Linked DNA regions of Homo sapiens: region 2 is linked to region 1. Evidence: chromatin contacts called from ENCODE Hi-C or POLR2A ChIA-PET data. All regions are on one chromosome and are shown on one strand. The core of a region is the stretch at or near the end of the contact, and the rest is flanking DNA. Distances in the headings are between cores, read along the strand shown.

Region 1 (2,610 bases), core at 81-2,580:
CCCAAGTAGCTGGGATTACAGGCATGCGCCACCAACCCAGCTAATTTGTGTATTTTTAGTAGAGACAGGGTTTCACCATGTTGGCCAGGCTGGCCTTGAACTCCTCACCTCAGGTGATCCACCCGCCTCGGCCTCCCAAACTGCTGGGATTACAGGCATGAGCCACTGCGCCCAGCCTCCAAGCTCCCAGATTCTTAAAACCACTTTGTTGCTCAATCTCTGGCTCCCTTCTCCGCACATCCCTCCTATTGCTAATATCTGGATATTTCTAGATCTCCACGGTCCAGTACAGTAGCCACCAAACACACATAGCTATTGAGCACTTGAAATGAGGCTAGTCGTATTGAAAAACTTTTAAGATGTTTTATTAATTTTAAATTTTTATTTTGTCATCCATATTGATAGTTTTATATTGATTACATGGGTGGAAAGAAAATATTTTGGATATATTGAGTTAAATAAGACATTATTAAAATTAATTTAACCTATTTCTTTTTCCTTTTTAAAATGTGGCTATGGCCGGGCGCGGTGGCTCACACCTGTAATTCCAGCACTTTGGGAGGCCGAGGCGGGTGGATCACCTGAGGTCAGGAGTTCAAGACCAGCCTGGGCAACATGGAGAAACCCTGTCTCTACAAAAATACAAAAATTAGCCAGGTATGATGTCAGGTGCCTGTAACCCCAGCTACTCAGGAGTCTGAGGTGGGAGAATTGCTTGAACCCGGGAGGCAGAGGTTGCAGTGAGCCGAGATCGCCCCATTGCACTCCAGCCTGAGCAACACAGCAAGACTCTGTTTCAAAAAAAAAAAAAAAAATGTGGCTTCTAGGCTGGGTGCAGTGGCTCATGCCTGTCATTTCAGTACTTTGGGAGGCCAAGGCAGGAGGATGGCTGAGACCAGGAGCTTGAGACCAGCATGGGCAACATAGGGAGACCCCTATCTCCACAAAAAATTTAAAAAATAAAAAATTACTTGGGCATGGTGGCACACATCTATAGTCCCAGGTACTGGGGAGGCTGAAGTGGGAGGATCACTTGAGCCCAGGAGGTCAAGGCTATAGTGAGCCATGATCATGCCATTACACTCCAGCCTGGGTGACAGAGCGAGACCCTTTGGGTCAGAGAGAGAAGGGTTATGGGCAGGCGTGGGCCCTGGGATGCTAGGATGGAAGGCTCTCCTGACCAGGTGCCTGGGAGGCAGGGCTGGGGAATGTCACAGCCCTGCAGAGTAGCTGGCAGTGGGGAGGTGGGTGTGGGCTGGCCCAGTGCCCAGGGAGCCCTGCCTGTGCAGGACTCAGCCCTTTCCATGATGAGCTGGAAACTAGCAACTGCAGCATTTGAGGCTGTGACCACAACTGGGTCACCCAGGGGACAGTGTGCAGGAATGTGACAACTGCAGGGTGTGTTCTCTGCCGTGACTCAGGTTTACAAACCAGATGTAATCTACAAGTCAGAGGAAGGGTCAGGGTCCTGCCTGGTGGAGGGAAAATCCCAAGATTCCAGGTGTGGCACCATCCCAGCTGGGGCTGAGCAACTGAGGAGGAAGCAGGGGAAGTCCCAAAGCCCAGCCCAGAAAGTCCAGAGAGGACACCTGCCCCAAGTGGGTTTCATCCAGCAAGGGGCAGGGGCCCAGGCTTGCACACCCAGTGTCCACACAGGGCCCTGGGGAGGTATCAGGCTGCTGCCAATTCTTGTTCACATTTTAAGAAGTTTTGTCGATCTTTAAAAAGAAACAACTGGGGTTTAGAAAAAGAAGAAGGACACAATACCTGGGATTCAGAGCCTGAGAGGGTCTCCAGCCTGGCTTCTCAGCAGCAGGCCTGGCACTTCCCTGAGATGGTAATGAGGGGTGCCCACGATCTGCCCTCTGCTTTTTTTTTTTTTTTTTTTTTGAGATGGAGTCTCACTCTGTCGCCCGGGCTGGAGTGCTCAGCTCACTGCAACCTCTGCCTCCTGGGTTCTACCCATTCTCGTGCCTCAGCCTCCCAAATAGCTAGGATTACAGGCACCCACCACCACACCAGGCTAATTTTTGTTTTTTTTTGAGATGGAGTCTCGCACTATTGCCTGGGCTGGAGTGCAATAGTGCGATCTCGGCTCATTGCAACCTCCGCCTCCTGGGTTTAAGTGATTCTCCTGCCTCAGCCTCCCGAGTAGCTGGGATTACAGGCACACACCACCACACCCGGATAATTTTTCTCTATTTTTATTAGAGATGGGGGTTTCACTAAGTTGGCCAGACTGGTCTCGAACTCCTGACCTTGTGATCCTCCCACCTCGGCCTCCCAAAGTGCTAGGATAACAGGTGTGAGCCCCACGCCCGGCCTAATTTTTGTATTCTTAGTAGAGATGGGGTTTCACCATGTTGGCTAGGCTGGTCTCAAACTCCTGACCTCAAGTGATCTGCCCGCCTTGGCCTCCCAAAATGCTGGGATTACAGGCGTGAGCCACTGTGCCTGGCCTGCCCTCTGCTTTTATCAGCCTGAGTGTCTGTCTTCAACTTACCTCCCTCCTCCTTTTTATTTTTATTTAACACTTTAGAATGCAGTTGGCTTATTACAAACTTTAAGAAGAAACATCTATTTTGCTTTTTGTTTATTAAAAAAAATATT
Region 2 (2,610 bases), core at 52-2,551, 110 kb after region 1:
TAGATTCATCTGAGAGAGAGGCATGCTGCTAATTTGTTAATCAATTGATTTGGTATCCATATCACCCATGCCTGCTGAATTCAGTTTTTCTTTAGAAGGGAGTTAAATAAATAGCACTGAGTTCTCAACCTTTGGCTCCCTGCTCCCTGGGGCAGCCTGTAGACCCCCCTTTTCATTCTGACAGATGAATAGGCAAGTGATCAGTTTTGTCTTTTGGGAGGGTGGAGGGAAGAGGTAGATTCTAGTCTGGCCTCCATGATTTTATACCTCAGATTGCCACATTGGATTTGAGGATCCTCAGATCTCAGTGACATGTTTGAAGAAGATCTCGGATTGGGTTATCTCTCCTATAGTTGACTATTCTCATTTTTCTATGGGTTAATTCTTACTAGTTTTACTTTCAAAGGTAATTTTAACATTTCGGGAAAACTTACATTTGTCCCCTGTATTTAATACGTTAATACGATATTTAAGAACTAGATCCTACTTTGTACAGTATTTCAAGGTATCATGAAATTAATGGTTTTTTGTTTGTTTGTTTGTTTGTTTGTTTGTTTTTTTGAGGCAGGGTCTTACTCTGTCGCCCAGGCTGGAGTGCAGTCGTGTGATCTTGGCACACTGCAACCTCTGCCTCCCGGGTTCAGGTGATTCTCCTGCCTCAGCCTCCTGAGTAGCTGGGACTACAGGTGCCCACCACCACGCCAAGCTAATTTTTGGTATTTTTAGTAGAGACAGGGTTTCACCATATTGGCCAGGCTGGTCTCGAACTCCTGACCTTGTGATCCACCCACCTTGGCCTCCCAAAGTGCTGGGATTACAGGCGTGAGGCACCACACCCAGCCAGTGTGTTCTGAAAGAAATAGTGCTTTGGAAAAATACAGTTTAAAAAAATGCCTTGTAATATGTATGTGCATTATAGAATTATAATTTCATAGCAAAAGCTTCTTGGAAAATATTTGCTGTAGATATTTAGAATTTATTGGGCATTTACTCATTGTCAGGCATTGTGGTAACTACTTGAAATAGCTTATTTAATCTGGATATCATTTTTTGCCCAACACTACGGGTTTGGGAAAAAAGGATGTGCATGATTTCACCCCAGTATATAACTAGAATTTGCAATCAGTCAGGGTAACATACACAAGGTTCACAGTAAATATTTACTGTTTAAATCGACTGATGGGAAAATCAGGAACAGGTAGGGGGAGGAAAGAGACTATGACAGTGGGGGACAGATAAAGAGTCTGGGAGAAGAACCAGGGAAAGCAGCTGAGAACTTTGCCTCAAGAGTAGACCTTGGTGCCATCTTGTGGGTGGATCTGGAAAGGACCAAGCAGATGCACATCAGTTGCTACTAAGATGCCTTGCAGAGCCCCAAATTTCCATGCCACAATGATAGAAAACTGCAAATCAGATAATCAGAACTCTGGTCTAGGAATCAGTGGATCTTAGTGATGGAATCAGTGTCCTGTCCATCAGCAAGTCCTGATCACTCTCTCCAAAACACATCCTAAATCTGTTTATCTCTGTGGCCGGCCCCAGGCCAAGCCACCATCTTCTCTTGTTTGGACTACTGCAGAAGCTTCCTTATTGGCCTTGCCTCTACTCTCATCCTCCCGTAGTTCATTCTCCATTGGCAGCCAAAGACATCTTTTTTAGAAAGAAGAATCAGATTATGTCACTTCTTTGTATAAAACCTTTAAGCGGCTTTTCATGAAATTTAGAATAAAATTCAAATGTCTTGTCCTGCCTTAGAAAACTCTGCATCGTATGACCCCTGCTTAGCTGTAACTTCATCTCATGACCTTCTTTGTATGGCCCCTGCTTAGCTGTAACCTCATCTCTTGACCTTCTTCCTCTTTGTTTCCTCCAGTGTCCCACCTTATTTCCACTGTAGGTCCTGTGCACTAGCTGTTCCTCTGCCTGGTACTCCTTCCTCCACCTCTTGCATGGTTGGCTACTTCCTGTCATTCAGATCTCACCTCCTGCATTGCTGCCTCAGAGGGGCCTTCCTTGACTCTGATTCAGTTACTCTCCATCACATCTTTCCCTGTTGTTAATCAGAGATATTGTCTGTCTTGCTGTCTATTGAATCCTCAATGCCTAGGAGACCATTTGGCACATAGTGGATGTTCAGTAAAGATCTGTCAGAAGGATAAATGCTGTTTTCCAGTTTCTTGATCTTTTTCCAGCTAGATACAGATTACGGCCAGGTTATTTTAGACTTTTCCTAATAGAGCATGAAAAGATCACAGGAATTAAATTCAGACAGAACTGGGTCCCATTCCTGCAACTACTGCTTACCAACTATTTGACCATACTTCTCTGAGTGTCAGCTTCTTCATCAATAAAATGGAGTTAATGAGCTTACCTTGCTCATAAGGTAAGAACTAAATTGGACTTAAATATGATTGGATCCAAAGTATTTACGTGTTAGATACTTTTTTCTATTAAAACTGACTGGACCATGTTGTTATTTGCATTTTCCTCTCCTGCTACCCAAGGGACAGGATTAGGTTCTTTGTACTCCTAGTATCTAGCACTGCACTTGTCTTACAGTAATAGGTGGTCCACAAGTGTCTGGATTTAGACTCTTCCACACCTAAGAAC

What was found. Hi-C counts contacts between places; a loop is a spot of excess contacts on that map. ChIA-PET counts read pairs that join two places held with the same protein, here RNA polymerase II (POLR2A). Pooled maps may share reads with other maps.
Region 2: a loop to region 1 is called in a map of CD8-positive, alpha-beta T cell, with 13 times the contacts of the local background. The contact joins two enhancer-like sites. A Hi-C loop is called at or near these places in 6 of 168 maps with a recorded cell type or tissue (CD4-positive, alpha-beta memory T cell, CD8-positive, alpha-beta T cell, GM13977 and 3 more), 9 of 37 single-sample maps with no recorded cell type and 15 of 50 pooled maps. POLR2A ChIA-PET finds 5 or more read pairs at or near these places in 3 of 52 experiments (AG04450, PC-3 and naive thymus-derived CD8-positive, alpha-beta T cell).

The regions. Positions count from the first base shown.
Region 1 is chr15:84,928,746-84,931,355 of GRCh38, forward strand. The region is part of intron 12 of SLC28A1 (solute carrier family 28 member 1); the gene reads left to right. Among named protein-coding and RNA genes, the nearest start is that of SLC28A1, 45 kb to the left of the region's middle. Within about 2 kb of position 1,331, at least 6 of the 41 ENCODE cell types and tissues checked have a DNase peak (open chromatin) inside an H3K27ac peak, as active enhancers do.
Region 2 is chr15:85,043,155-85,045,764 of GRCh38, forward strand. All of the region lies in intron 1 of PDE8A (phosphodiesterase 8A), which reads left to right. Among named protein-coding and RNA genes, the nearest start is that of PDE8A, 63 kb to the left of the region's middle. RefSeq lists an enhancer at 1,303-1,382. Within about 2 kb of position 1,302, at least 4 of the 41 ENCODE cell types and tissues checked have a DNase peak (open chromatin) inside an H3K27ac peak, as active enhancers do.